Linked DNA regions of Homo sapiens: regions 1 and 2 are each linked to region 3. A link is a loop called in an ENCODE intact Hi-C map of the cell type or tissue named here. Cell type or tissue: heart left ventricle. All regions are shown on one strand. Links, peaks and the distances in the headings refer to the core of each region. The heading gives the core; the rest is flanking DNA. Region 1 overlaps IPPK (inositol-pentakisphosphate 2-kinase). Region 2 overlaps BICD2 (BICD cargo adaptor 2). Region 3 has its middle 25 kb from the start of BICD2.

Region 1 (10,605 bases), core at 1,738-9,737, 140 kb before region 3:
ACATCATGTAGAAACATCTAATTTGTATCCCAATAACAGCACAAAGGTTGGGGGAGGGAGCAAAGCTTTAGAGGAGCAAAACTTTGTCTATGATTGAAATGGAGTTGGTATTAACCTGAACTAGACTGTTCAGGTTATTATCTTAAATTAACACTCAGAGCAACGAGGCAGAAAGTCAACAAGAATGAAGGCTTGAACAACACTATGAACCAACTAGACCGAACACATCTATAGAAAATCCACCCAGCAACAGCAGGTTACACATTCTGCCCAAGCAAACATGGAACAGTCTTGAGGAAGAACCTTATGTTAAACCACAAAACAAGTCTCAATACATTTTAAGAGTGAAATCATGCAAACAATGTTCTCCAAATACAGTGGAATGAAACTAGAAATCAGTAACAAAAGAAAATTTGACTCACAAATGTGTAAAAAGTAAACACTCCTAATTATCAGTTCGTCAAAGAAGAAAGCAAAAGAGAAATCAGAGAATGAATTAAGATAAAATGAAAACACAACATACCAAAATGTATGGGATGAAGAGAAAGCAGTTACTTAAAGATTTATTAGAAGAATGATCTTAAATGAATAACCTAACTTTCTACAATAAAAAGCTAGAGGCCGGGCACGGTGGCTCACACCTGTAATCCCAGCACTTTGGGAGGCCGAGGCAGGTGGATCACGAGGTCAGGAGATTGAAACCATCCTGACTAACATGGTGAAACCCCGTCTCTACTAAAAATACAAAAAATTAGCCAGGCATGATGGCGGGCGCCTATAGTCCCAGCTACTCACTGCACTCCAGCCTGGGTGCAGAACGAGACTCCGTCTCAAAAAAAATAAAAAAATAAAATTAGAAAAAGAATAACACACTAAGCCCAATCCAAGCACAGGGAAGGAAACAGTAAAGATTAAAGTGAAGACAAATGAAATAGAAAATGGGGGAGAGGGGAGCAGAAAACTGAATAAAACCAAAAGTTGTTTCTTTGAAAGATCAACAAATATGACACAATCCTGTGGCTAGACCAAGGAAAAAGAGACAGAAACCAAATTACTAAAGTCAGATATGAAAGAAGGGGACACTACTACTGACCTGTATGCCATCACATTAGATGAAAATGGACAAATTCCTAGTAACACACAACTACCAAAAAAACCCACTCAGGAAATAAGAGAATCTCAACAGATTGGTAACAAGAGACTGAATCAGTAATCAAAAATCTTCTAACAAAGAAAATCCCAGGACCAAATGCCTTCACTAGTGAATTCTACCAAACATTTCAAGAAGAATCAATACCAATACTGAAACTCCTTCAAAAAACTGGAGAGTGAAAAGAAAATAATTCCTAACTCATTCCATGAAGCCAGTTATTACACTAGTACCAAAGCCAGACACCACTAGAAAACTACACACCAACATCCCTTATGATTCAAAAACCCTCAACAAAAAACTAGCAAACTGAATTCAGCAGCATATAAAAGTATTATACACCATGAGCAACTGGGATTTATCCCAGAAATGCAAGGTTGGTCCAACATGCGAAAATCATGTAATATACCATATTCATAGAAAGAGGAAGACACCTTGCTTTGAAGTGATAAAAATGTCAGCAACTAGATAGAAGTGGTGATTGTACAACCTTGTGAAGAGACTAAAACTGAATTATATATTTAAAAGAGTGAATCTGGTGAACACGGGCCGGGCGCAGTGGCTCACACCAGCACTTTGGGAGGCCAAGGCAGGTGGACTGCATGAGTCCAGGAGGTGGAGGCTGCAGTGAGTATGATTGCATCACTGCACTCCAGCCTGACAGGGTGACAGAGACCCTGTCTCTAAATTTAAAAAATAAAAAAGTTGAACATGAATCACTTTGTGAAATAAAATGTCAACTAAAAATATCCATATTTTCTTTTACTCTTCTGAAAACTGTGTGTGTCCATGCCTCAGCCCAGATCCCCAGCGTGCAGCTAGAGTAGCCCACAGCTGGGCATTGGCTCTCACCTTGAGGTGCTGGTGCATGCAGTATCGACAGACCTTATGCTTCATCTCATGCGTGACATCACTCGAGAAAGGAATAAACCCACATTTTGGCTGTAAAATAAACAAATAAGGAGGAAAAATATTTAGGAAGAAATCACATACCTCTAAATAGACATATCACTGACTACAAGATAATGAGTGCAGCAAGATAATTAGGCATAAATGGCCCCAGAAGCTGTTTTCATTTGCACCTCCCAGCGGGAACAACACTTCCTGCATCAGATCACACAAACATCTCCGCTAGAGGACCCACGGCCGGAACTCTCACTGGGGAGGGTCAGTGGTGCCTCTGCACTAGCTCAACACAAGCACAACACACAATAGCTTCATGCTTTCATTCAAGAATGTGACTGCAAGCCTCTAGTAGTAGAGATGGACCCAGGACTCCCAGCTCCAAGAATCGGAACCATTGTTCCCACTGACACTAGCACATGGCCCGACAGAGGCCCATCTGATAGTTGCTAGGCTCCCAGAAGGTCAAGGAAGCCCCAGTGCCCTCTAAAAGCTGCAGCCTCTGAGCATACACCACACGCAGGCCTGTGCTGAGCCTCGGGCACTGGAGATGGTGGCTGGGGAAGCAGAACATCCACCCACAAGTGAGGAGGATCAGGAGGCATGAGCTCAGGCCAGGAGTGTGACCCAGAAATTGCTGCCTTAGAGTTGGAGGAGGGGAACAAAGGCCAGGGCATGTGAGGCAGCTTCCTGAGGGACCCTGACAGCCACCCCCGACATGGGAAGCAGAGAGCTGAAGCAAGGGGGGCCCTGGCCCATCCAGCCCCCACTGCCTGGCACCAGAGAAATTCAGGACTCCTGGCCATGACACACCAGTGCCTCTGAGGGTCACACTGGCCTTTGTGCCTCCAGGAAAATTCGTCCTGAGCAGGACAAAGAGAGCTCCCCAGTCTACAGGGCAACCTGCAGATGGGGCTCCTGCAGCACAGCAAACAGCAGCCAAGCACCAAGCAGGCATGGCCAGCAGGGAGGGGCACAGAGGAAGAACCCAGAGGACCCTGGCAAGCTGTGCCCTCTGAGGAAAACGGGTCAGGGGGACCCAACGCGCTTCCCTCTGGTGACCCTCAACCAGGGCTTGTTTTAGCCCAGGCATGCAGGGTGGGTGGGGTCTTCTATCATGAGCTACCAGGAATGAGCCTAAACCTGGGATCTGGGAGCCATGGCAGGAACCAGAACGCAGGTGGGGGCTGTGGAAGGACAGAAACAAGTGGAGTTTCCAGGAGCCAAGGGTGCCTACCACTCACTTCAGTGGGAACTGGAACCCAAGGCACGTGACTCTTGGACTTACTACCCAAGACTGACCTTTCCCCTTTACCCACACCATCTGCCCCTCGACAGGTCACCTTAATCTCTACACACAGAATCGGCCGGTGCTCTGCAAAGCGGTAGGTTTGGAGTCTGGTTAAATTAGGAAGGCACATAGCGTAACCACTGAGAGTATCCAGGTCCTTGTCACAGCGAGACTCTGGAAAACAGAGCAAGGGTCACACAGAGCAAGGTCAGTGAGAGAGATGAGATGATCCCTGCCCAAAACAGGCCCCGCCTTGTCCCTGGTTCCAGGGGGCATCTCTGTACCTGATGAAAACCTCATGTCTCCCTGGGGATTGTGGGACACACACAGTAACAACGTGGTTTAGGCCAGGTGAGGTGGCTCACACCTGTTATCCCAGCACTTTGGGAGGCCAAGGCAGGTGGATCATGAGGTCAGGAGTTCGAGACTAGCCTGGCCAACATAGTGAAACCCCGTCTCTACTAAAAATACAAAAATTAGCCAGGCATGGTGGCACGTGCCTACAGTCCCAGCTACTCGGGAGGCTGAAGCAGGAGAATTGCTTGAACCCTAGAGACGGAGGTTGTGGTGAGCCGAGATCGTGCTACTGCACTCCAGCCTGGGCAACAGAGCAAGACTCTGTCTCAAAAAAAAAAAAAAAAAGGCGGGCACGGTGGCTCACACCTGTAATCCCAGCACTTTGGGAGGCCTAAGTGGGCAGATCATGAGGTCAAGAGATCAAGACCATCTTGGCCAACATGGTGAAACCCCATCTCTACTAAAAATACAAAAAATTAGCTGGGCGTGGTGGCATGCACCTGTAATCCCAGCTACTCGGGAGGCGTAGGCAGGAGAATTGCTTGAACCAGAGAGGCAGAGGAGGTTGCAGTGAGCCCAGATTGTGCGCCACTGCACTACCGCCTGGCGAAGGAGCAAGACTCCATCTCAAAAAAAAAAACAAAAACAAAAACAAAAAATAACTTGGTTTATGTAGGGGGTAGCTTCACGCCTTATGGTATCGGCTCAAACTCTGGAGAGGCTGGAGACTGCAGTCAGCCACACCGATGGTCAGCCATGTCGATGTGCCTGAGCCCCAGTGAAAACTCTGGACAACAATGCCTGGTGAGCTTCCTGGTGGGCACACTCCATATGGGAGAGTGAATACTGCCCACACCACCCCTGAGGAGAGGACCCAGAAGCTCATGCCAGGTCTCTCCTGGACCCCACCCCTGCACCTCTCCCCTTGGCTGGTCCCATCTTTATCCTTTTCCTGCAATAAAACATAACCATAAGTAAAACAGTGAGTTATGTTGGTCCTTCTAGCGTATTATCAATCCTGAGGGTGGTCTTGGGGATGGTCCCCTAATTCCACAACACCCTTAGCCCAGGAACTTGAAGAGGAGGGGGCTGCAGGCTCTACCTTCTCTCACATCTAGGCCCTTCCCAGTCCCCAGTGCACCAATATTTCCCCAGCACCAGATCTGCTGGAACCCGTGGTGTGGACAGAACCAAACAAGCCTGGGCTCCAGGCACCCCAGGGACAGGCTTTCCTCCTTTAACATAATGAGCCTTACTCCAAGTCTGGTTTTTATCACTGTGGTGTGATAAACCTCCCACGGTTGTTATGAAATGGCAGGCTGAGCAGCAGAGCAGTTGCAGACAGCACCCTGGAGCCGGGCTCAGACTGCATTCACCGAGAGGAAGAACTGGAGCCTAGCCACTGTCCTGTGGCGTTCCCGCCTCCCCAGCCTTTCCTGCAGTGTGAAGCCCATTCCTCCCTGCCCCAGCCAGAGACTGCAGACCCAGAGAATGGTTTGCTTTCATTTTCCAAATCAAATCAGGAAAAAATTTTATACTGGCTAATTCCACACCCTCATTGCCTGGCTGTGCTCCGGGCAGAGGCATTTCCACCCTCAACTCACGAAATTTATCTCTTTGATCACTGACTGAAAAAAAAGGTTTGACCTGATTCCTGTCATAAGGCCACCAGCAAGTGCAGAAAAGGGAGTGGGTGGGGATGGAGGAGAAAGGGAGAGGCGAAGGGATGGGAGGGGATTGGGGAAGGACAACATGAGGATGGGGAAGGTGATGCCACAGAAGGCCCTTGGATTCCCTGTTCCTCAGAAGGACACAGACCTAGCCTAGACTCCGGTTGGGGACAGCTCCCTGGGCTGCAGACCCTCCTGGGCCAGGCCCTCCCTCCTGAAGCTCAGGTCACCTCAGTTTCCTTTTGCCTCTCCCAGGCCTCTGGGAACCCTTCCCGTTCCTAAGTCTGCCCCAGACCCTCCACCTCCAGCTCCTCCCTCATGTTGTTTTCTGTGGTATTAATTTGTTCTTTTTTGTTCGTTTGTTTGAGACGGAGTCTCACTCTGTCACCTGGGGTTGGAGTACAGTGGCGTGATCTCAGCTAACTGAAATCTCTGCCTCCCGGGTTCCAGCGATTCTCCTGCCTCAACTTCCCAAGTAGCTGGGATTACAGGTGCCCGCCACTACGCCCAGCTAATTTTTGTACATATATATATTTTGTTTGTTTGTTTGTTTTAGTAGAGAAGGTGTTTCACCATGTTGGTCACGCTGGTCTCGAACTCCTGACCTCAGGTGACCTGCCTGCCTCAGCTTCCCAAAGTGCTGGGATTACAGGCGAGAGCCACCGCACCTGCCTTTACTGGTTCTTCATCACATATTCTGTGCAGTGCTGTGGTTTTCTGATACAGAGAATTGTATCCATGAGCTCCCAGGATTTCTATCCCTGATAATGAAGTTTCTGGCAAAAGAATTACTGAAAACTGGCTGGGCACGGTGGCTCACGCCTATAATCCCAGCACTTTGGGAGGCCGAGGTGGGTGGATCACGAGGTCAGGAGATCAAGACCATCCTGGCTAACACGGTGAAACCCCATCTCTATTAAAAATACAAAAAAGTAGCCGAGCATGGTGGTAGGCGCCTGTAGTCCCAGCTACTCGGGAGGCTGAGGCAGAAGAATGGTGTGAACCCGGGAGGTGGAGCTTGCAGTGAGCCGAGATCGCACCACTGCACTCCTGCCTGGGCGACAGAGTGAGACTCCGTCTCAAAAAAAAAAAAAAAAAAAGGATTACTGAAAAATGCATATACCTAACATGGGTAATCATTTCAAACACTTTTCAAATGGAATATTTTAAATTACAAACAATATCTGTAAGTTAAACACCCTTACCTGGTCTTTCAGATTGTATCTTTAAACAAAGCTGTTTCACAAACTCTAAAGGTAGCTGAACGACCTCCTGTAAGAAAATACATGAAATTCTCAGTGTGAATTGCACAATGACATGAACACAATGCCACAGAACTGCATGCCTAAAAACAGTTGAGCTGTTGGTTTTTATGTTATGTGTAATTTATAATATTTTTTAAAGTTTATTGCTTAAAAAAAAATCAGTGTGTGGATTTTGGGAATAAAAGCTGCTCTATTATTTTCAGGACATGTCCAGGTTAAATAGAGACACCAACATTTCACTGCAATCAGGGTGGCCAGCTCTCAGAATGGCTGGGCCCACGGTGGTGACCAGCCTCAAAGCCAGCTTCTCTCGCCACAAAGCACCCCTTCCGAGCCCCCTTCTGGTCTCTACAGCATTTATGGACCCAGAGCAGTTCTTAGACCACATGGAAGACCCTTACTGACCACTCAGACAACCTGAGAACCTCACGCTTCCACCTGAGGAGCAGGTCAGCATCTGAAGAATCACTTGTCTCAGGAAGATGGCCTGTGCCTCCTCAGCCCTGAAGGACGTGGTATAACCAATGCCCAGCACTGCCCTCCACATGGCTCTTCTGTGCAGTTTCCCAAATGAAAGGTTTTTATTTAAGCCACATTGCTTACCATCTTCCCTGTCCTCTCGTGTTTCTAGGGTGGCAGAATTGTGACTTCTGAAAAAGTCCCAAACGGACACAGGAGATCTGCTAGGCTAAGAATGCTGGGATCCTGCCCACAGAGATCATGCCTTCCCCACCCTGCGCCGTCACATCCATGCCCCTCCACCACCACCCCTGTCCATTCCCAGTCGGCTGTGCCAGTTTCACTTCTGATTTGTCATTTACCTAAACATGCTATAAATTAACAAAATATGACTTACTATAAACTTAGTACAGAATTAGGTAAGGTGACACAATGGACAAGAGTGGGGAATGTAAACATTCGAAAATTTGTAAATTGAAGCCAAGAGCGTTGGCTCATGCCTGTAATTCCAGCACTTTGGGAGGCCGAGGCTGGTGGATCACAAGGTCAGGATTTCAAGACCAGCCTGACCAACATGGTGAAACCCCGTCTCTACTAAAAATACAAAATTAGCCGGGTGTGGTGGCGCACGCCTGTAGTCCCAGCTACTCAGGAAGCTGAGGCAGGAGAATTGCTTGAACCTGGGAGGCAGAGGTTGCAGTGAGCTGAGATCACGCCACTCCAGCCTGGGCGACAGAGCGAGAATTTGTCTCAAAAACAAAAACAACAAAAAAAGAAAATTCGTAAATTAGATCATCTCAAGAAGTCCAAGTACTGGCTCCACTCCAAAGAAAGCAAAAGCACAAAAGGCACGCATGCCGACTCTGGATGCCTCGCGTGTGAGAACCATCGCCCAAAACCACACAAGGCCGTCACTCTGCCTTGGCCCCCACCCCACAGCACATATGGCTGGGAGACACAGCAGCTACGCAGGTCTCAGGTCCACATACAGGGCAACGACCCTCCACACCGCTGTCTGCCCATGCATGGCCTGAACTCACAGTCACCCAGGTGAAAAGCAGACCTCGGTGGTTTATTTCCAACAGCTGTAAATCACTGATTTTATAATATGCATATCTGTGTTTAAAGTCAAAATAAAACGCTGGCCTGGAGCAGTGGTTCACACCTATAATCCCAGCACTTTAGGAGGACAAGGCGGGCTGATCACTTGAGCCCAAGAGTTCGAGACCAGCCTGCCCAACATGGTGAAACCCCATTTCCACAAGAAAAACTAAAATTAGCTGGGTGCGGTGGTGCGCACCAGTAGTCCCAGCTACTTGGGGGTGGGTGTGAGGCAGGATGATCACTTGAGTCTGGGAGGTTGAGGCTGCAGTGAGCCATGATCGCACCACTGCACTCCAGCCTGGGTGACAGAGCAAGATAAAAAACAAAAACAAACAAATACTGACAGTAAGCATCCTCTTAAAAGTCCAACTACATTGGCGAGTGTGGACCACGCCACCATCCAATCACGTGAGGACGCACCAACCAGCTCTTGCACAAGGTATTCACCTAAGAGGACCAGAGGGAAAGCCCACAGAAATCCCATCCTGGAGCTGTCCCCTGGAATCCCACAGAGCTCCCTGTAACCTGGGAGCTGAGATGTGGGAGGACCTCCAGGCATCACCCTCTAAATGGCAAAGGGACAACTGCTCAGAAGGACAAAGAGCCGCCAGCCTGGCTGTCCCTTCACTCATGTCCCCAGCCTGAAAACTGGGCCACGGCACAGAACTGTCAGCATGCGAGGTTCCAACGGAGCTGAGGCTGGCGCCAGAGAGCGTCCAACCTCACCAGGATTTGGCCCACAGCAGCGAGGTGGAACTCCTGAGCCTTCAGGTTCCTCCAGTATGTAAGGAGCAACAGTGGAAGAACAAGGCAAGCAGCTTCTGCCCCTTCCCCATTTCCTAAACTCTCCAGCTCCCACACCCAGCACTGGAGACAGGCCCAGACCAGCGCCACACCCACCGGGCAGGGCTGGGAGCCAGGGTGTGGCTGTCCCTGGCTCTGTCTCACGGTCTCATCACAGGGCTGGTTGTATCTTGCCCCACAACAAACAGGAGGGAAACTACGCTTTGCCTAACTCACCGACACATCTGTTCTTCCCTCACGTGGCCCTGTGTGGCCCTGCAGATGCAGCGACCCTGAGGGGTGCATCGTCAGCCTGGAATGGGCTCTGCACCTACTTTCCCACTGCGCCAGAGCCCAGCGGCGTCCTACTGGGACACGCTCACCTGCAGGGCAAGCAAGCTCTGCTTCACTTTGTCGGTATCTTAAGGCAGAGGAAATGCGCTCACAGGCGGCCTTGTGGGTTGAGCCCTGTTTGCTGTGGGTTCATTACTGTGACCCTTCCCACTGAGGACAAACCTGGAGCCAGACTGCTCATTGCTGGAAATGCTCCCCTATCCTGTCCCCTCAGAGCAGTCCCTAACGCTCACCCCACCAGGTTGCCAATGGGACCTCGAGTCTAATCCCATGCCCCTGGCCAACAAGGGCCATCACCACACGAGTCCTCCTGCCACAGAGGATTCTGGTGGATCTTGCCTCCAAGAATGTTCCTTCCTCAAGGAGAAAACTTGTCACGGCACAGAGCCATCTAAGGGATATGCCCTAGGGAAAAAACTGCATGAATCTTCCTAACAGGGGAACTGTGACCCCCAAACACTCCCAACATCACAACAGTGCAGTGAACAGGCTAGAGGCAAGTCAACACCCACAGCAGCTGCAGAAGGGTGGGACCCAGGGGCCTGTCCAGGTCTCAAAACTACAGATCTGCTCAGAGAACAGGCCCAGGCAAGAAGTGAGCCAGGGCTGGCAATCTTAGTCCCATTCCCACAGACCCCAGCACAGGCGGCAACACCCAGGGGCTCCCACGGCTTTTCTCTAAACCCCAGCTTTTAACATTCATTGGGCAGCGGAGGCCCTTCCTGGGTGTGATAAGCCGACCCCAGGACAGCCCCAGCAGGTGCCACCACCCTCCCATGTAGGGCCTCCTGTGTTCAAAGGTGCCCAGGGGCAGAGAGCAATGCCATTGCTTGAGGGGCATTGCTCAAGAGCCCTCACCCAGCAGGAGCCTTCAGGAGGGCTGGCAGAGACGGGCCCTGGAGAACAGGGGTTCACGTGGGCCCTCTGAACCCCATGCTTCTCAGCTAGGAAAGAGAAACTGCAGTATCCACTCTGCTGCCACCCAGCACAGCAAATGAGAAACACTTGGAGACTAGCTGGACGCGGGTTATCATTAAGCACAAAGTTCCAAAGATCACCGGGAAATTGGCAGTGTTGATGCAAAACATGCCCAAGAATTCAGATGTGAATAAAAAGCACTTACCCCATAATGAACATAGTTCTCCCCCAAAAACTCCTTCATGACATTTTTCCCAAAGTCCACTATGTTCTGCAGGTGTTGAAATATCTCTTCCGAGGTCTGTAAGAGACAACCACAGGACAGCCTTCGTGATGGGACCTCCCAACAGAGCCTTGCTTGAGGGGAGAGGCAAAAACCACCACGGACCCCACCACAAGCAAGGGGGACAT
Region 2 (10,605 bases), core at 796-8,795, 72 kb before region 3:
AATTTCAAACATGAACCACAATGCCGTATGATCTAAAGGCTGCTGAACCACAGCGTGGATACACTTAGCTGAGCTCCTCGCTGGGTCAAAGCACTCATCTCCGAGTCTAAAGCTACACGCTATGGAGCACACAGCTCTGCCTCGTGCTGACACCAGACAAACACGGTGGGAGCTGAGGCGGACAGCTACAGGACCACGAGCATAGACCACGGCACCTGAGACCGTCTCTACGCGAGGAATTAAGGAAGCAAATATAATATCAAAATATCAAAAGTGCACAGGTTGATCGGATAAAAAAAGAACATGTGTAACAAGGAGCCCCCGTGGTGGGCGTTTCCAGTGGGCTCCTGGCGAGCCTGGCAGCCAGGGAAGAAGGGTCTTCGGCCCATACAGAGGCCTTTCCACGCAGCAGCTCGCAGCATGCTCAACATTAAAGCTTTTTTTCCTCCCATTAAAAACCTGGGGAATGCTATTTTGAAAAGAATTGCAGTGGCATATCCAAAAAGTTTCTAAGTGGGCTTTTAGGTTGCCCTTCCTTCCTCCTTGTGGGCCACGAGAGGGAAGGGGAAGGGGCTGCAGTGTGACAGGGCCGGGTGGCCAAGTCCTCCTGGCAGCTACTCTACAGCTGAAAACGGGAGAAAAGAGAGCGTTAGAAAGCGGTCATCTGTCGCTTCCTGTTTATCTGACAATTGAAGCTCTCCACGTGCTGGGAGGGCGCGAGCACGTTAGTTGGCAGAAGAGAAGACCTGCATGTGTTAGCAGGGGTCCCAGTGGCTTGGGTGTCTGCAAAGTCCCTTAGGAGTATGGAGAGAAGCTATGTGCCAGGCTTGCAAGGAGAGGGCAAAGCGCATGCAGGGTGGGCATGCCAGCAGCCATCCCACTGCGAGTCTTGCTGGGGCAGGGGGATCTGGGCCCAGGATGAACACGCAGGGGACATACATGGGCGTGTCCTGGAGTCTGGAGGGGACCGAAACATACTCGGCACCAAAGGGAAGAACGCGCAGGGCAGAGAGCTGTGGGAGGGGGCAACACGGTCTCTCACCAGGTAACTCGAATGCCTCTTCCGCATGAGAGACAAGGCAAGCAGCCTGCAGGAGAGAAGACTGCAGCCTCAGGTCCAGCTGGTCCCACAGGGTGATCGGGAAAAAAGTACTGAGAAAAGTTCTGCTCAGAATGTGGGAAGGCAGGTGTGGATGGAGCCTCTGGAAATGGGAGAACCCTACAGCTACCTTTCCTCTTTCTCTGTTGCCATCCCCCAGATTGCACTAAATAAAGAGACCTAAACATCTCCTACCTGTGAATCCTGACAAGTGGCCCTGGCCCTATGCAAAGCTTTCCCAGCACCGGGCTGGGCTCTGGATACACCTGTGGGTGTCCAACCCAGCCAAGCCCTTGGTGGCTCAGACTTCAGGCTAGGGTTTTCAAAGCCCCATGTCTTTGGGACTGAACCCCCTATGGAAGGCCGGATAATTGGCTGCTGGGGTCACCCCAAGTACAAAAGGACGGGCTCTGCACTAAGGACCAAGGTCTGGCCAGGCACTTGGAAAGCTTTTCTCATGAAAAATGAAAACCTGGGGCCTTGGGCCCTGCCAATCTGTCACCTCACAGGCCACTATACAAGCATCCTGATCTCAGAAATGAGAAACCGAGCTCTGGATTCCTGGGTTATGGTCAGCTGTGTCTGTGCCATGTGTGTCTGGCCAGCAGAATACAGGGGCTCAGGGCTGCTCTTCTCTGGGCTTGGGGAAGAAATTCTGCACTTCTTTCCTGAATATGATTTGCAGTCAGATACTGCATAAACTACAACGTACTCCTTTCCATGAAACTATGCCAAGTGCAAAGCCATCCTCTGAGGTCGTACCTATGCTGCAGGCTGGAACCTCCTAAAACTGCTTTCTAGTGCTGACATTAGACACATGCGAGGAACATGCAAGTCTCAACTCAGGTTCTGCCCCTTTTGGGTGCTGAGGGAGCAGGACCAGGACTCCTCCCTTGGGTTTCCCCACGGGTGCGCAGGGCTTAGAAGATGCTTTCATCACACATCTGCTGCAAGAATGTGCAGCTCTATCCCCACCTCTGACCCCCACCTAAGAGAGCAGCTGAGGACTGGGTGCTCCTGAGGGGGCTTTGAGGAGTGAGAAGCGACACAAAGCTCTCACAAGTGTCCTGCTGATGCAACGCCCCATGGCGCCTCGGCTAGACTCCTACCCTCTGTGCATTAGTCACGTTAAGATTGACCTAGCACCGCCGTCCCGCTGCTGCTGGGTTAGTTGAGGTGAAGCAGATGTTAGCTGCAGCGTGCGGCGCCCCACAGCCCCTAATCACAGTAAATGCTGTGCTTCTCGCTGCAGAACACCTGGTTGGCCAGCCCGGTGCCCTCGGCCCTGTCGCTGGCACAGGCACAGGTGTGACTTACGCTCGGTGTGGCTGGCTTGGTCTTCGGGGCGGCTTTGGCACGGCCACGCCGGGTCTGCTCATGGTCCAGCTCGAGCAGCTCCAGCCGCTGGGTCAGCGCCAGCTTCTGCTGGATGGCCATGCGCAGCAGCGAGTTCAGCGTCTTCTTCTCGTCCTCAGCAGCCGCCAGCTGCCGCTGCATCTCATCCAGCTGTGTAATGTACTCGTCACACCTGTGGGTACCAAAAACATGACTGAGGGGCGGGCAGAGCCGAGCAGAGGAGGGCAGGGCAGGGCAGGGCTAAGCTGCACGGCCCTCTGACAGCCCTATACCAGAGCCATCCTTCAATGTGGCCTCTGGACTGGAGGGTGTGGCTGGGGAAGAATTATTCTGGCTTATTTTAGCACAGGCTTTGCTTGGACAAATCCCTGATAAGGGTGAGAGGGAGGCTTGGGCCCAGGCAGGGCAGCCCTATGAGGCTGGCTTGAGTTTTGTGGTTTTGTGGGGGAGGGGCTGCTTTGCTCTTTCAGCTGCATGTAGTGCTTACAAACAGGCTATGCCCCTCAGCGACTGGGCTTCTTCTAGGAGGCGCTCTCCCCGCTTAAAGGCCTCGAGGTGGCCTGGGGCATCAAGACATGGAGAAGCCATGGCTTCTAGGGTGTGGATGTAAATCTAAGCAGGACTGGGCTTGTTCCCAAGGTCGATGCTTCGTCAGTCTGTGCTGAGCACTGACCAGAGCCAAGGAACCACGTGTGTGGACGCCATCAACAGCTTCATCCTGAAACCCGGGTGCGGAGCTGTGGGAGGGTGTGGTCTGTCCCTGGATGCCCTTCTTCCACATGTCCCATATGGGTGGGGCTTGGTAGAGACAAAGGGCGGGTTAAATCCCAGGGCTCCCAGGGCGGTGAGGCTGTGCAGGCACTGAGCACAGCCCCACCCTGCCCACACGCACCCTACTCTGCCTGTCCCCACCTGCCAGGAGCCGGCCCTTGGATAGCACCCTCTCCAAGGACTCTGCTGCCCACCCTTTTGAGGGCACACAGAGCTGTGATCCCTGCAGATTCAAAATCTTGGCTCCATCTGAAAAGTTTTTAAATAAAACAAATTTTAAAAGGTAGGGTTTACATGCCAGATACTGAGAAACTGTGGGATTTTTTCCCCAAGCCCCAGGAAGACAGGACGCTTCCAGAGAAATCCTGGGACTCTTCCTTGTCTGTACCCTGCTCTGGCACGTCCTGCAGGGATACTGAGAAACTGGGAGTGCACGGCACCAGGCTTGAGAGAAGCAGGCCCTATGTGCATGCAGTTCCCACCCTGTCCAGCTCAGATCCTCAGCTTGCTCACCCATAAAAAGGAAACATCTAGGTTATCTGCTGGGCCCATGGTGGGCCTGGCTGTCCCCCATGCAGGGCTGACCCCATGGTGCTATCCCAACATGACCCAGCAGGTGGCGCTACCCATCTTTGGAAAGTGAAAGACAGCGGTACCTGTCAGGGGGCACCTGGGAAGATGCTGAAACCAGGACCTGCCCCACAGAGGCCTGTGAACACTTAGGGAGCCTCGATTCCCAGCCTTGGGGTCTGAGTCCCAGCCAGGGAGGGGTGTGCACCCACCAGGGGCAGCCCACCTCAGAGCCCATTACTAAGAGCCCTCCACAGAGGAAGAAAGAAAGCTGGTCTCCTCCAAGCCCCGGCCCTCTCCTCACCCTCCCCAGATTGGCAAAGTAGAGGATGGGAGGTGAGTACCCAGCGGTCACAATGACGCAGAGGTACAGGGCTATGCACAGAGGTGGGACCCGAACTGTGGACCCCAGCAGTGACCTGCTCCAGCCAGGAGGATAATCTTCCTTCTGAATCTACAAACATAAATACACACTTGTGCCATATGGCCAAGTTCTTGGGGGCAAATACCTCATGAGAGGAAAGGCCAGGACTCCTCTGTCACCTGTTGGCCCCAAGTTAAGTCCCTGTAAATGTTGGATTCAAGGGGTGGGAGCCCAAGCATCCCCTGAAGCTATGCAACTCTGGCCCATCCACTCCAGGATCTGCTCTCCTCAGCCCTTCTGCCCTCAGTCTCCATATATGCAAAGCAGAGACAAGCCTGGGCCTGCTGCGGTTTCATTCACAGCAAAATGGAACCGGCGCCACAGAACCAGGCTCCTGGGGGCTGGGCTAGGTGCAAAAGGAACATTAAAAGGATCACACACGCTCTGCTATCCCCGGCCACATGTGGGCACCTGCCAGGCATGCCCTATGCTCCAGCAACTGCTTGCGTGACCTCGGAGGAAGCTGAGGTGCAGCAGCTAGGGGCCCCCAACCCCATGTGGCCCCCATATCGCCTCACCCTTTCTTGTCACCAACTTGAGCACCAGTGTGCCAGAGATGTGCCAGGGGCCATGCTTCCCCAACCTCGTACCATGCTGGCCCTGATGGAGCTGGGCACAGCCACTGACTAGTCAGGGCTGCAGGCCTCAGCATGAGGCAGTGAGAGGCTAAGGGTTCCAGAGGCAAGTGCTGAGGACAGCTGGCCTTGTGGAAGGGGAGGGCCCGACAGCAGCACGGTTACCTGGTGGCAAACATAGCACGCAGCGAGGAGAAGGTGGCTGCGTCCTCCTTGAGGGCCTTGAGCTCATTGCGCAGCTTCATCATGGTCTCGGTAACCATGGCCTTCTCATTCTCATACTTGCTCTTCAGGTTGGCAAGGGCCACCTCGGCCGTCTGGGGGACAGATGTGTAGGGTGGAAAAGTGAAAGGCGTGAAGTCAGCCTAGAGGTGCTCTGGGAGCAGGATCGGGAGCCCCGGTCTGAAGTGGTGGCAGTGCCTGGGAAGAAAGCTCCTGGGAGGCCCCTCCCTGTGACAAACCCTGGGGATGGACTCCAGCAGCTACGCCATGGGGAGTCCCACCTGCTGATTCTGACTGGCAGAGGAGGGACTGCCCCTAAACCTGCCAACAGGACCTCCACGAAGCCCCACAATTGCTCTCCACAGCTCAGACTATGGCTCTCACATGTTTTCCCTCCAGTATCAGGAAGCACTACGAGGCAGTCACAGTGAGTCAAGGGCAGCGGCATTTCTCACTGGCTGAGCAGCTCTGCTGAGGGGCCCTCACACCCACCTGCCTGCTCCACCCTCCCAGCTGGGGGCCCTGAGCAGGGGAGGGTAGGCAGTCGAGCTACTATGGGGCTGGCTCTGTCTGGTGGTGACGCAGGCCTGGGGGGGCCCCGTGGCAGGGGGAGGAAGGAGGCCAAGGGGGAAACACCCTTAGGCCAGTAGTAGGTGACATGTGCCCCTGCTGCCTGGCACCTCACCTGCTTGTTGGCCTTGAGCACAGTGCGCAGCGTGGTGATCTGCTCCCGCTTGGTGCTGAGCAGCGACTTCAGCTTGAGGATCTCCTCCATAAGCGCTTCCTTGTCCTTGTCCACGGCGGGGCCCAGCTCCTGAGAGGCAATGCGCTGGCGTGACAGCTCCGTGGTGCGGTCCACGGCTGCCTGCAGGTGCTTGATCTGGTCACGGATGATAGCGATCAGGTTGTAGATGTTCATGGGCTCCCGGCGTGGGTCACTCAGGGGTGATGGCAGTGAGGAGCCAGGCGAGGGGCTGCTGTCCCCCGTCCCACCATCTGCTCGGCCCGCCTCAGGAGCCAGCAGCCCCTTGGGTAGGAGGATGGGTGAGCGCCGGCCACGCGCCTCGGGGCTGGTGCGGCCCCCGGGACTGGTGCGGCCGGCCCCGCCCTGGCCCTCGCGGTAGTAGTCCAGCATGACACGGTTGGGTGTCTCATTGTTGCACATGCACACGTGGTGGTAGAGATTGGCCAGCTCCTCACTGAAGGTCACCAGCTCATCCTGGGCCACACTCAGGCTGCCCTGTGTCTCGCCGGCGACGTCGCTCACCTTCTTTAGCTCCTTCTCCAGCCGGGCCAGCAGCTCGCGGTCCTGGCGGCTGGCCTTCTCTAGCAGGGAGACCTTCTCCGTGAGTGCCTGGCCCTCAGCCTCATAGCGGCCCTTCTCCTCGGCGTGCTGGGCCTCACGAGCCTCGTGCGTGCTGCGCAGTGCCTTGAGCTGCTCGCGGAGCTCGCCAGCCTCAGCCACAGCCACATGGTACTTGCAGGCCAAGATCTCAGGCCCGTTGATGTCCACCTCGTAGTAGTCCCCATCCTCATGGCTGTCACGGTCCTTCTCGTTGTCCAGGGCTGTCTGCCGCTCCTTGCTGGCCTGCAGGCGCCGCAGGGCACTCAGATTCTCTGTGAGGCGGGTCACCTTCTCCTGCTGTTCTGACAGGGAGCCCCGCGTGTGCTCCAGCTGCTTCTGTGTGTCCTGCAGCGTTGCCAGCAGGCCCGCCTTTTCCCGCTCCATCTGCAAAGGCACAGGCAGCAGGACACCATGTCAGTTGCTATGGACCCCGAGAGCTTGGAGGACCCCCAAGATGGCCTAGTGACATCCCACCCCATGTCAGGGCAGGCTGTCAGCCCCAGGTTCCTTGGCCATGCTGTCAGTGAGGTGGACAAAGACACACAGGGTGTGGAAAGAATGGAATTCATGCTGGGCCCTCAGAACACTAACCGTCACCAGTAATGGTGGTCACCCTCAACGCAGGCTCTTTCCCCAACCATGCTACAGGGGATCTGGGCTAAGAAAGTGGAGCTCTAGGCTGGCTGGGTGTGTAGTCGGGAATATTAGCACCCTAGCCCTCTGCTTCGGAGGACAGGACTCTGTTGCCTTGGATCAACAGGGATCCATGTCCCAGGGGATGAGCCCAAGCATGACCATGGTGGGCCCCTGACACCTGGCCTGCGTGCAGGGATCACATGTGGGCCAGTGTCTCATCACTTCACCCTGACACCACGTAGTTAACAGGGGAGCAATGTGGGTGCTGCAGTGCCAGGAAACCACTTCTCTGAGACTCCTCTATGTGTGCTCCTGGAGTTCCATTTACCGTAATGATGCAGGAGATAAAATCAACGTAAGGAAAAGGGAAAGTTAACATCAGCAGAGTGTCAGGTAAGCACTGCTCGGGGAGCCCTGCAGACCTGGAGTGGGGACAGCGTGCCGAAGGCCCCACTGCCTGCTCACCTGCATCAGCTGCTGCTTCAGCTTCTGGATCTCAGAGATGTTGAGCTCACTGAGTAGGTCGGAGACGAGGCTGGGGGAGGGCGGTGCGAGGCCCTCCTTCTTGGGCGTGGAGGTCTTGTTGTCCAGTGGCAGCTTGGCCAGGCCGCCGTGCTCAAAGCCATTGACCAGGGCCTCGGCATCGTTGTTGGGCTCGGCAGCATCGTCACTGAACTTGAGGCCATCCAGCGAGACATGCAGGTGGCTGGTGTAGAAGGAGTCATTGATGCTCATGTAGTGTGACAGCTCCTTGCGCAGGCTGTTCTTCTGTTCGCGCTCCGTCTTCAGGGTCTCCAGCGCCTCCTCCAGCTGCCGCTCTGAGATCTCCTTGAGGCGGATGGCATCCTCCAGCTGGCTGTTGAGGTACTCGGTCTCCTCCTCCAGACGCTTGATCTCATGCTTGAGGCCCTCAAACTCCACCTGGGAAGAGAAGTCAACGCTCTTGCATCAATGCAATGTGGAAGCTCCTTTCAGGCCCCATAAATGAAGAAAACACACCAGCACACCAACTCCGGCCACTATGAAGCAAAAGATGAAGCGCCAGGTGAGGTGCCATCCTGGGAAGGGTGGCAGCCCGTCCAGGCCAAGACTGCTTCCTCTGCTCAGAGATGTGGATGCTAAGAAGGTTCCAGGGCATGAGATGCGAATGCAATGAAATGCTCAGCCCAGCCCACCCACCGCTGGGACCAGCAGACACAGCAAGGGGAGCACAAATGTCTGAGGTGGCCCCAAGCCAGGACTGTACGTGTGGAGATGCACCAAGAACAACACACATCCATCCATAGAAGGCTGCCAACCTTGTATTAAGTCATTCACAAATATTACCAAGTGCATGCTGATTAAAAATTCTATAAAGTTATTTAATTAACATTAACAGTTAACTAAATATCTTAAGATACATAAAAATATATTTCAATGTGTGCTATGATCATGACTTCTAATCATAGTTCAAAATGAAGGAACAGAAACTCCCCGCAAGGCAGAACATCTCAACCACTAAACCTCCACATGCACATGACACCCAGACCTGGAGGAGCTCGAAGGTAGGTGGGAAAAGCAACATCAAAGTCTTGTCTACATGAAAATTGTATCTGCAGGTGGGCAAGGAAAAAGCAGATAGAAACTGATGCCTGATGTGGAGGCTCAGAATTTGTGGGCAATTGCTAAAACTATTTCTTATTTTTCTGTAATATTTGGAGAAAAAAATAAGAAACAAACCAGTAACAGGAAGTGCTGAGCACATCTCTGTGGGTCTTGGGTCGGAAGGGACACCCATTACCACATCCAAGGTGTGCTCACAGGAGGTGGGCATGGAGCCCTCAGTCCCAGCACCACAAATGCGGAGGTGAGGAATCCCAGAGAGGGAGAGAGAGTCAGACTCCACTAAGCGCCAACCTGAGGACAGGGTCGCCTCAAGCCTCAGTTTCCCTTCTCCTAAGGCCACCATGCGCTGGGCTCTGCCAACAGCAGCACCAATGACCAAATGGTACTTACAATGTAGACAGTGGCTAAGACTGTTAATGAGCTCGAGCTGTCACAGAAGGACCAGGCTAGGAGCTCTGCATAAACACATGAGCTTCCTCCTCCGGGCATAAATACCACATTCCCTGATGGTGAGACTCAGAGGATTTTGGTGGTAGAGGATTTGAGGAAAGCAAGGAAGACATCCATGGCATTCTGGGGAAAGTTTTGGGAGAGAAAAGACTCCCATTCCCCACCATGCAGGAGTGTGGCTCTTGCAGAGAGAAGAGCAAGTTCAGGCCTTGAGTGGCAGAACAGCAGAGCACATGACAATTTAGTCACATCACAAAGAGAAGGGACCCTCCTTATTCATCTCTGTCACAGGCAGAGACCCTACTCGTCCCTGTCAGGGGTCCCTCTGAGACCCCATTAGAGACAGAGGGGTTCCTGTTCATCCCCGTCACAGACAGAGAGGACCTTCCTTGTCCCTGTCACAGGCAGAGACACAGGAATATTGCAGGCCTCATGGTCAGCACCTGATGGGGGAGTCTCAAAGTCCAATCTGGGGTTTTCTGGTGTAACCTCTTCATTACCTCTCAGATTTTTGTTTTCATTTTTGTTGGCTGGGACACCTCAGCCTGGCCAATGTCAGCAAACACTGCAGCCAGAGTTTCATCTTTTGGAGAGTCTGGGTCCCACCAAGTATACCCCTGCCTCCACAGTGGTAAAGCTGGCCCTGGGCCTCGGGTGTGTGGAATAAGACAGGAACCCCTTCCCAACAGGGAGAGGGGCTGAGCAAGAGGTCCTCAAGGCCCAGTTAACCCACGTGCCACCTCCACCCCACAGGCCCAAGACTCACCTGGTTCTGTCTGAGCACAGACACTTGCTTCTGCAGGCTGATGTTCTCCTCCTCCAGTTCCGAGTAGTCCTGCAGCAGACGAGCTTCCCGGAATTTGTACTCCTTGATGTCATCCCGCAGGCGGCCACGCTGGATCTCCACATTCTGGTTGATCTGTTGGGGGAGAGGGAAAGGCAGGTATGAGCAGCCTCCACAGGGCACGAGAGGGGCTCAGTGCAGCCAGGCACGCCATGGCCAGCCATACAGCCAGAACTCAAGAGCCCTGGCCTGCAGGTGCCAGTGTGACTGCCTGGAGAGGAGAGGGAGCCCAGAGCAGTATGCCAGAGTGCACAGCGGACTGCAGAGGTTCCAGAGTAAATTCCCTCAGCCCTTCTCACCTGGGAACCCGTGACTGCCTGCTCCGACCCTTGGTTTCTTCATCTTTAAATTAAAATGGGGTTAAAAGTAGTTCCTGCCTTCTATTATTGGGCATGTACACAGTAGTGCGCAGGTGGGCATATAAATGGTATAGTGCTCTGGCAAACAGCCTGCAGGTGCTGCAACTGTTAAACACAGAGGGTCTACCCCAGAGAAATGTACACATGCCCACACAGAAACCGGTCCACACATGTTCACAGCAGCAGCGTTCATTTTGCCAAAAGGTGGAAGCAGCCCAAGTGCCCATTGACTGATGAATGAATAAACAAAATGTGGTCTCTCCACACAATGGAATGTTGTTCAGCCACAATAAGGAATGACGTACTGACACATGCTACAACATGAATGACCCGTGAACACATTCTGCTG
Region 3 (10,605 bases), core at 1,797-9,796:
CTTGAGAGGCTGAGGCAGGAGAATCGCTTGAACCCGGGAAGCAGAGGTTGCAGTAAACCGAGATTGCGCCATTGCACTCCAGTCCAGCCTGGGCAACAAGAGCATAACTCCGTCTCAAAAAAAAAAAAAAAAACGCCGGGCATGGTGGCTCACGCCTGTAATCCCAGCACTTTGGAAGGCCAAGGCGGGCGGATCACGAGGTCAGATCCAGACCATCCTGACTAACACGGTGAAACCCCATCTCTACTAAAAATACAAAAAATTAGCCGGGCGTGGTGGCGGGCGCCTGTAGTCTCAGCTACTCAGGAGGCTGAGGCAGCAGAATGGCGGAACCTGGGAGGCGGAGCTTGCAGCGAGCCGAGATCGCGCCACTGCACTCCAACCTGGGCGACAGAGTGAGACTCCGTCTCAAAAAAAAAAAAAAAAAAAAGCATTCCTACTGCTGTTGGGCGGGGTATTTCATTAATGTTAATTAGATCAAGTTGATTGATAATATCATTCAAGTCTTCTATGTCCTTGCTGATTTTTTTCTATCTATTCATTCTTTTAATTGTTGAGAGAGGGATGTTGGAATCTCTGATTATTATTGTGGATTTTTCTATTTCTCCTTGCAGATTTCAAATGATATCATTTTCATCTGCCTGAAGGACTTTTTAAAAAAATTTCTGGTCGGGTGCAGTGGCTCACACTTGTAATCCCAGCACTTTGGGAGGCCGAGGTGGGTGGATCACGAGGTCAGGAGATCAAGACCAACCTGGCTAACATGGTAACACGGTGAAACCCCGTCTCTACTAAAAATACAAAAAATTAGCCGGGCGTGGTGGCAGGTGCCTGTAGTCCCAGCTACTCGGGAGGCTGAGGCAGGAGAATGGGGTGAACCCGGGAGGCGGAGCTTGCAGCGAGCGGAGATCGCACCACTGCACTCCAGCCTGGGCGACAGAGCGAGACTCTGTCTCAACAACAAAAAAAATTTTCCTATACTACAAGTTTGCTGGTGATGAATTTCTTGACTTTCACCATGTCTGAAAAAGTCTTTATTTTGCCTTTTCTTTTTCTTTTTAGGGTCTCCCTCTGTAGCGGTCTCCCTCAGCCACCGCGCCCAGACCATTTTGCCTTATTTTAAATAATATTTTAGTTGCTTATTGAAGGTTGATTGAAGGTTGATAACCCCATCCTTAGCCCCCAGTACATCAAAGATGTTGCTGCACTCTCTTCTGTCTTGCATTGTTTCTGAGGAAAAATTTGCTGTTTCTTATTTTTGTTGTTCTGTAATACTATATCTTTTTCCTCTGGTTGCTCCTTTTTTTTTTTTTTTTTTGAGACAGAGTCTTGTTCTGTTGCCCAGGCTGGAGTGCAGTGGTATGATCTCAGCTCACTACAACCTCCATCTCCCAGGTTCAAGTGATTCTCCTGCCTCAGCCTGTAGCTGAGATTACAGGCACTTGCCACCACACCCGGCTAATTTTTTGTATTTTTAGTAGAGACTGGGTTTCGCCATGTTGGCCAGGCTGGTCTCGAACTCCTGACCTCAGGTGATCCACCTGCCTTGGCTTCCCAAAGAGCTGGGATTACAGGTATGAGCCACCATGCCTGGCCTTCTCTGGCTGCTCTTAAGATTTTTCTCTTTATCACTGGTTTTAAGCAGCAATTTGATTATGATGTGTTTGGTGCTGTTTTCCTCTATTTTATGTTGCACTTGAAGTTGATTGAGCTTCTTGGATTGAGCTTCTTGGTTGATTGAGCTTCTTGGTTGAGCAGGGTTTCTCAACCTCAGCCCTATGGGGCCTGGGGAGACTGTCCTGTGCACTATAGGAAATTTAGTTGCATTCCTGGTCTCTGCCTACAAAAGGCGGGTAGTTGTGACAACCAAAAATGACTCTGGACATTGCCAAATGTTCTCAGGGGGAAAATAACCCCCAGTTGAGAACCACTGGTTTAGAGTTTTTTAGATCAGGTTTGGAAAATTTGGGGCTGTTTCTTCAATAATGTTCCCTTTCTCTATTCTCTCTTGCAGGAGTTCCAACTACATGTGCATTAGTCTGATTGAATTTGTCTAACGACTCACTGATGCTCCATTAATTTTCTTAAGTCTTTTTAGTGTTTCATTTTAGACAGTTTCTATTACTATTTCTTCAAATTCACCAGTCTTTTCTTCTGCATTGTCTAATCTTCTGTTAATCCTATCTAGTGTATTTTTCAGCTCAGACATAATGTTTTCACCTCAAATAGTTTGATGTGGATCTTTTTAAAATTTCCTATATTCCTGCTAACATGTTTGATTTTTGTTGAACATATGGAATACAGTTATGATAATTATTTCAGTGTCTTTATCTGCTAATTCCAATATCTGGGTCATTTCTGGGTCTATTTATATTAATAGATGTTTCTTCTCATTATGAGTCTTAGTTTCCTATTCCTTTGTGTGCCAAACATCATGGATTTTGCCTTGCTGGTGCTGGTTCCTTTTGAATTCCTATGAATATTATTGAACAGTGTTCAAGGATGCAGTTAAGTTACTTGTAAACAGCTTGATCTTCCCAACTGTTATGCTCTTAAGCTATGTAATGTGAGACCAGAGCAATCTTTATTCAGGGACTAATTTCACCACTTCTGAGTACCCTATCTGATGCCCTCTCTGATGAAGTAAGAGGTTTTCTTCTCTGGCTGGTGGGAGCAGCGGGAACTATTCCTGTCCTGTGGATTTCTGACGTTTGTTCTCTCTGTTCCTTTTTTTCTTTTTCTTTTTCTTTTTTTTTTTTTTTTTTTGAGACAGAGTCTCTCTCTGTCACCCAGGCTGGAGTGCAGTGCTGTGATCTTGGCTCACTGCAACCTGCACCTCCCAGGCTCAAGCCATCTTCCCACCTCAGCCTCCCGGGTAGCTGGGATTACATGTGCCCACCACCACACCCGGCTTACTTTTTTTGTATTTTTAGCAGAGCCTGGGTTTCGCGATGTTGGTCAGGTTGGTCTCGAACTCCTGAACTCAGGTGATCCTCCCACCTTGGCCTCCCAAAGTGCTGGAATTACTGGCGTGAGCCACTGAGCGCAGCCTCTCTGCTTCTTTCTGGTGGGTCTTTCCCCAGCCTCAGGTGGTTTCCCTCATACTAAGTACACTGCTTAGCACTCAGCTGAGGACTCAAAAGGGACCCTCTGAAATCGTTCAGAGCTTTCTCTTCATCTGCACAGCTTTCTCCTCTTAGGTACCCTGCCCTGGGAACTCTCTCTCCTTGGCCTCCCCAGGCTCCCAACTCCCTGTTCTCAATGCCAGCGGACCACCAGCTCTCCCTAGAGTCTCTTCCTGGACCCGCACCCTGAATACTGTCTCCAGGCCATGAGCTGGGGGCAGTTGTAAGTCTCCCCTCCCAGGACACTGTTCACCACCCTCCAAGGGCCAGTGTCGGAAAAGAATTGTTTCATAGGCTTCATCTGTTTCTGTTTATTTGTTACAGGCTTAAAGGCAAATCTGATCCCTGTTATTCCATATTGAAAGCATAAAATCATTCTTTAAATGCTTAATTTTCATGTTAACTTTAATTTTTATATCTTTTTAAAAAAGTGTTTTCTGTTTCTATTTTTAAAATGTCTATAGAGGGCTGGGCGCGGTGGCTCACGCCTGTAATCCCAGCACTTTGGGAGGCCGAGGCGGGCGTATCATGAGGTCAGGAGATCGAGACCATCCTGGCTAACATGGTGAAACCCCGTCTCTACTAAAAATACAAAAAAAAAAAAAAAAGAAAAAAAATTAGCCGGGCATGGTGGCGGGTGCCTAGTCCCAGCTACTCGGGAGACTGAGGCAGGAGAATGGCATGAACCCAGGAGGCAGAGCTTGCAGTGAGCCGAGATCGCGCCACTGCACTCCAGCCTGGGCGACAGGGTGAGACTCCATCTGAAAAAAAAAAAAAAAAAGTCTATTGAGATCTAACTCTGAGCACAGTTTAAAAGTTATTTACAGTTTAAAAAATCTGGCAGCTTTAACATTTTTGTTTAAATGCTTAAAAACAGCAAGAAGGGAGTATCTAATTAGGATTTGATGTATCTTAGTATAGGAAATAAATTGTGAGTATTCTTAGGTTGTACAGTTATCTTTCTACAGATTAATATGTCCCATTTTCAACACATAATGTTTATAAAAGAATTATAGGCCAGGCGTGGTGGCTCACGCCTGTAATCCCAGCATTTTGGGAGGCCAAGATGGGTGGATCACGAGGTCAAGAGATCAAGACCATCCTGGCCAACATGGTGAAACCCCGTCTCTACTAAACATACAAAAATTAGCCAGCGTGGTGTTGCATGCCTGTAATCCCAGCTAGTGGGGAGGCTGAGGCAGGAGAATTGCTTGAACCCAGGAGGCAGAGGTTGCAGTGAGCCGAAATCGTGCCACTGCACTCCAGCCTGGAGACAGAGCAAGACTCTGTCTCAAGAAAAATAAAATAAAATAAAATAAAATAAAATAAAATAAAATAAAAAAGAATTACAAATACATTCTGTAAGAGTGTGCACCTGCTTCCTGAGATGCACTTTTAAATGATTTCTAATTTTTAATATTTCCATAAGCATGTTTCATGTAATGCACATATGGCTGACCTCACAGAAGTGGCTGACACATTACAGATGGCTTTGAAGTGGATCATGGTGGGGAAAAGTAAGACTTCATGCTGTATTATTTTAAAAGTCCATATAGTATGCTCACTTTTAAGCTAAAATAAAATGTAATGTTTTTGTGTGGGTGTTAATATGTGTAGCTGAAATATGATCTATTTTTGAAGACCACAGATATTTACAAAGAAAAACTAAAAGGAGCAGTCTTTGTACCATTTTAGGATGGTAGGTAGTGCTCTCTCTGTCTACCAGTGACAAGATTTTAAAATCATTTTTAGATTTTATGAGTTAACTTTCCTGTCTAGATTTTGGAAAGTAGAGAGAAAGTGAAGCTTCTAGATGGAAAGAAGCTGTCAAGTGGGCCACTTGCTGAATACTGAAAACAATGAGAAGGTACCATGTGGGCTAACACAAAATTCAATTCAGACACTGAACATATTAATAGGAAATTTTAGCAGAACTTGTGAGAAAGACAGTGTCTAAGTTGAAAGCTTGCCTAGTCTTTTCATTAAAGCCACTGAATGGCCTTAATGTTTTAAGTAGAAACGGGAGGATCCCTCACCTTCACTACATGTCATTCCATCTCCCAAAATTCAGATGTAAGACAACTTTAGGAGTTTACGTTTTTCCTATTAAGTAATGAAGTAAACTGTTAAGAGTTAAAGTCATCTTAGAATTTAGGTTTCATACTGGACTTTGCTCTCTTCCCTTCTCAGTCCCAGCCAGTCGAATTTGGTCTTCTGGGGTCAACCCAAACCTAGGTCAGATGGTGTAAACATGTGTCATCAGTTGAGGCTGCTATAACAAAATACCACATGCTGCGCTTAAACAAAAGAAATTTACTCCCTTGCAGTTCTGGAGGATGGAAGTTCAAGATCAAGGTGCCAGCAAGGTCGGGTTCTGGTGAGGGCTCTCTGCTTGGCTTGTAGTGGCAGCTTTCTCACTGTGTCTTCACAATGGGTTGAGTGAGAGAGAGCTCGGGCACCAGCATGCTAGCTCTCAGGTGTGTCGCTCTTCTTATAAGGACACTAATCCCCTCGTTTAAAAAAAAATCATTATTTATTTATTTAGTGAGACAGAGTCTCACTCTGTGTCCCGCTGGAGTGCAGTGGCATGATCTCAGCTCACCGCAACCTATGCCTCCTTGGCTCAAGCAATTCTTGTGCCTCAGCCTCCCAAGTAGCTGGAATTACAGGTGTGCACCACCACACCTGGCTAATTTTTGTTTTCTGTTTTTTTTTTGATAGAGTCTCTCTCTGTTGCCCAGGCTGGAGCACAGTGGCATGATCTAGCCTCACTGCAAGCTCCACCTCTGGGGTTCACACCACACTCCTGCCTCAGCCTCCCGAGTAGCTAGGACTACAGGTGCCTGCCACCATGCCCGACTAATTTTTTTGTATTTTTAGTAGAGATGGGGTTTCACTGTGTTAGCCAGGATGGTCTTGATCTCCTGACCTCTTGGTCCACCCACCTGGGCCTCCCAAAGTGCTGGGATTACAGGCTTGAGCCACTGTGCCCGGCCTGTATTTTTAGTAAAGACGGGATTTTGCCATGTTGGCCAGGCTGGTCTCAAACTCCTGGCCTCAAGTGATCCACCCACCTCTGTCTCCCAAAGTGCTGGGATTACAGGTGTGAACCTCCACATCATCATTAAGGCCCTACTCTCACGATCTCAATGGTTGATGGGTTGATGTAATTAAGGTGAAAATATGGAAGAAAATAGGAATTTTGAATGGACTTTATGTGAAGTGGTTGCACCTCCTTTACCTGAATGTGTTAACAGGATGGGTATTATGTCCGACTGGGGAACAGGTCTGTATCTAGTATTGTGAAGCAGAAGGCACGGACGTTTGCCCTTTGGCCCATATTAATTGGACACGCTAAATGGGAACCCACGGGCCTGAGCCCAGACAGGTTGTTAATTTGAAAAAGTGTAAAATGCTTGGTGGGCAAAGAGACTTTCACTTTAATAACCTGTTGGAGGCTGGAATCCTGGTACTGTGGTCTCTGTGCAATAACATTATGCATGAGTGCCACCCAGTGGTGACCACTGGGATTTTGGACCAGGAAATCCCCAGACCTGGTAGGTAGTAGCTTGCGATTGGGCATTAATTGAAACTGCCCCTAAGACTGAAGGACATACTCTCATCTTAAAGCCTGAAATACACATGTTGTCTTGGGGGATGGCAGAGATACAGTTCAATAAGGAAGGCACTGCTCAGAAGAGTTCCATAATAAAACGGAAATGGTTTCTACAGGAGCATGATACAGAGGAATGCAAGGAGGGCTTTTCCCCTCTGGCCGGTTTCGGAACCAGCTGAGGATCTGCCAGGTCTATGGCATCATGGATGGTGCCCCATGAACAGCTCTCAATGGACAACAAAGAGCTATTTGGTTTGTGGTTGGCAGTTTCAAGGTGGATGGACAACATCCAGATCTGAAGGCCACCACATCATGAGCAATAATGGGAAAACTCATATTGAAAAAGGCAAGAACAAATCAGCCCAGCTAGATGAACTGCATGCTGCGTTTCTTGCTGCGATGAAAGAATGGAACAATCATAAGAGCTCGTGTTTGGGTTTTTACTGACTCATGGGCAGTGGCCAATGGCCTGGCCATGTGACCAGGCAGAGGGGCAATGGCAAACTGGGCTGTGAAGGGATGCCAACATGGAGCACAGCACTGCAGGAATTTAAGGGGCACATTAAAGTAGGTCATATCAATGCCCACCTGAAGAATCCCTCCCAGGATCTGTGATCAGATCCGGTAGGTGGATATCCTGGTGAACAAACTTGAGGTGGCCACCTAGGTTCAACAAAGGAGTGGGTGACAGTGCAGGGATGGGCTGCTCAGAAACATGTCCCTCCTGCACCCTCAGAGACACAAATGCCAACAAGAAATGCCTTGACAACAAGAAGATGGAGACCACAGGTGGCTAAGGGGCAGATTCCCCAGAGGGAGAACACCGCACATGCAGCTGGCAGGTGGACTGTACGGGACCCCTGCTGGTAGCCCTGGAGGGAGTTTATAAATGGGTTCTGGCAGGAATAGACACTTACTCTGGACTGAGCTTTACCTACCCAGTGGCAGATGCAAATGCTCAAGATACTATAAAAGTACTGAGCAGAAGTCACTGTATCAATGTGTGTCACTAAGTTACATACCTTCGGACCAAGGAACACACTTTACAACCTACACAGGGCAAGGAGACATCCCATCAAATGGGTATATCATGCTGCACATTATCCTCAGAGTAGTTTGTGAGAGAATTGAAATGGGCAATGGAAATGTTTGTTATCTTACATGGGGAGAGATAAAAGCGTGAAGGCTTACACACCTCCATGCATGTGTGCTCACACTTAACATGTGGTGGTCAAGGAGGATCCCCACTAGATAGATCCCTCCACTCTTGGGGTGATCTGGGGAAGATGGCCGGGAAGGATGCTGCTACGACTATGCAGTTCTTCACAACAGCACCTCAACTTTCTTGTCTCCTACCTGCTGAAAAGAGCCTGAGATCAGGCCCACAGCTGCAAGTGTTGGAAGCATCTGCCACTGGGTAGGTAAAGCTCACACTACCACACCTAGCTAATTTTTGTATTTTTAGTAGAGACAGGGTTTCACCATGTTGGTCAGACTGGTCTCGAACTCCTGATCTTGTGATCCGCCGGCCTTGGCCTCCCAAAGTGCTGGGATTACAGGCATGAGCCACCGCACCCGGCCAGAGGCAGGAATGATTCTTAAGTGAGAAACAGTTGTTATATCTTTTAACATTTGTGTCAGAAATCCTAAAGGTCTGATGGGATAGCTGTGCCTCCACTGCATCTGGCAAATCAGAGGTGGACAGTGAGTGCAGCTGTATCTCCTGGTGGTCAGGGCAGCCTCACAGTTCGTCTCTTTGCAGCCCTACCTTACATGACTGGAAATGGCCCTGCGGGAGGCACCTGCTGAAGTGGTATTGCTGCTGGCCATCTGGGCCTACACTGCTGGCCATCTGGGCCTACACAGTGGATGAACCTAACATCCCTTCATCCTTTCTAAAGGTGTGAAAGTTGGGTGAAAATCAATGACAAATGGAGAGAAGGAGAAATAGTAGCTGAGGGCAAAGGAATGAATAAATGGGTTATGCAATGAGAGAAACCCAACAATATATTGGTGCCTCGAGGTAAGCTCAGAGCAAGGGAATTATATTGTCTCTTAGCACAGTTATACCAGATGCCTGAAAGGGTAAACTTGTGTGTTTGTCAAACCATCCCTGTTTTAGGAATCTGACAAGGTCGAATAGCAACCTGCAAACCTAGTGACATCACTGTCAGAGACACTGTGGTCACACGACGATGACCAAGTGGAACTCTAGCATCTTTCAACTCTGACTTTTCAGGGTACATCTACAACAAAGGGTATCTTTTGGGAAGGGTTTTTTGGGAACTACTCCCTATTGGGGCATCAGACTGTGTAGTGTATGATTGCTGGTTGACTGACTCCTGTGTAACTATAAACCCAGGTGATCAGAGGCTTACAAAGTTCTCCCTGGTTATCTTGGACGACATAGAATGGTGGCCTGTCCAACATGCCACAGTGTGTTGTGCACAGACACAAACCACCCTGTTCTGTGAATGGAAAGCTCTTACACAAACCAGGAAAAACCACTGGGATGGTGATGGAACTAAAGCAGTAGGCATCACCCGGTGGGTCCAAATTCCCCAAGGGAGCAGCCCCTCCATGCACAAGTAAGACAATGGAAACCTCTATGACATATTCAGACTAAATGACAATGAGGTGTGACCACGACTTACAAAATGCAAGTATGGGGAAACCCAATACTTTTGAGTAATGAAACATGTATCCTAACTGCGCTCAGCCACGAGGACACAGTGGCAACAGCATGCATGGTGGCCTGAACACTGGCCCACCAGACAGAAAAGGGCCTTAGGGGAGACGGGTGCTGGCCTCGGCTTCATGGGATGAGCTGAATTTGCTTTTTTTTTTTTTTTTTGAGGGGGAATCTCACTCTTGTTGCCCAGGCTGGAGTGCAGTGGCGCAATCTTGGCTGTCTGCAACCTCTGCCTCCTGGGTTCAAGCTATTCTCCTGCCTCAGCCTCCCGAGTAGCTGGGATTACAGACACCCGCCATCACGCCCAGATAATTTTTGTATTTAGTAGCGATGGGGTTTCACCATGTTGGTCAGGCTGGTCTCAAACTCCTGACCTCAAATGATCCGCCCACCTTGGCCTCCCAAAGTGCTGGGATTCCAAGTGTGAGCCACCGCACCCGGCCTGAATTTGCTTTTGATGAAGAGTAGCACTCAGTGGGGAAAAATTTATTGAAAAAAATAAGCAGATTAAAGGGAGCAAGGGGTGGGAGTCAGCCTGGGAGGACAATGAGGCTTCGGTGAAGTGGGTTGGGTAACGTTGGGTAAAGCTAGCACCCAGTGTTGGGAAAGGGCTTCTCCCTAGATCCAACAGGGTTACTTGACTATTTTGTTACAGATGGAGGCCAAAGTGGCCGTGGGGCAGTGGCCCTCTGTCCTGGTTGCTGAGGCTCAAGGGGCCCACCTGTGGGAATCGTATGGGTCTCCAAACCTATGGAAGCTCTCTGAGAGCTCTTGCAACTTCGACCAATGCACTCTGCTCTGGATAACCCACATCCTGTAGTATAATCAGCAGGAAAAGGAACTAGTCTGAATACCACCTACATCCCTGTAGGAGAGAGTATGTGAGCCCTGCTATATAACAGAAGCCAGTCCTGCAATACAAGCCTGTGAACTAAGACAAGGCGACTGACTTTGAAGCCCAGGAATTACCGAGTCATGGTCAATCGTTTTTTTTTTTTTTTTGAGATGGAGTCTTGCCCTGTCTCCCAGGCTGGAGTGCAGTGGCATGATCTCCGCTCACTGCAGCCTCCACCTCCCAGGTCCAAGAGATTCTTCTGCCTTAGCCTCCCGAGTAGCTGGGACTACAGGCGCTCACCACCATGCCCGGCTAATTTTTGTATTTTTTAGTACAG

What was found. Peaks named below come from ENCODE experiments on the same cell type or tissue, not always from the same donor. Only the 100,000 strongest peaks of a DNase experiment are listed, where the experiment ranks them.
Region 1: a loop joins it to region 3, with 5 times the contacts of the local background. A loop is called at or near these places in 5 of 110 quality-filtered maps.
Region 2: it touches region 3 in a loop (10-fold over the local background); 102 of 110 quality-filtered maps call a loop at or near these places.

Annotation. Positions count from the first base shown.
Region 1 is chr9:92,646,057-92,656,661 of GRCh38, forward strand. IPPK (inositol-pentakisphosphate 2-kinase) reads right to left here. Exons shown (of 13, transcript NM_022755.6): 3 at 10,400-10,495; 4 at 6,517-6,583; 5 at 3,397-3,518; 6 at 2,003-2,092. Among named protein-coding and RNA genes, the nearest start is that of IPPK, 19 kb to the right of the region's middle. In heart left ventricle, for the core only: no CTCF peak of the experiment used is centred there; DNase peaks (open chromatin) are centred at 5,025 and 7,997; H3K27ac peaks cover 1,273 bases.
Region 2 is chr9:92,712,837-92,723,441 of GRCh38, forward strand. It overlaps BICD2 (BICD cargo adaptor 2), which reads right to left. Exons shown (of 7, transcript NM_001003800.2): 3 at 9,820-9,972; 4 at 7,464-7,919; 5 at 5,703-6,746; 6 at 4,961-5,112; 7 at 1-2,627. The coding sequence ends at 2,318. Among named protein-coding and RNA genes, the nearest start is that of BICD2, 47 kb to the right of the region's middle. RefSeq lists an enhancer at 4,427-4,806. In heart left ventricle, for the core only: a CTCF peak has its summit at 3,841 (motif pointing right); DNase peaks (open chromatin) are centred at 2,515, 3,235, 3,845, 5,935 and 1 weaker place; H3K27ac peaks cover 1,539 bases.
Region 3 is chr9:92,784,327-92,794,931 of GRCh38, forward strand. No RefSeq gene overlaps it. Among named protein-coding and RNA genes, the nearest start is that of BICD2, 25 kb to the left of the region's middle. In heart left ventricle, for the core only: a CTCF peak has its summit at 6,646 (motif pointing left); a DNase peak (open chromatin) is centred at 6,635.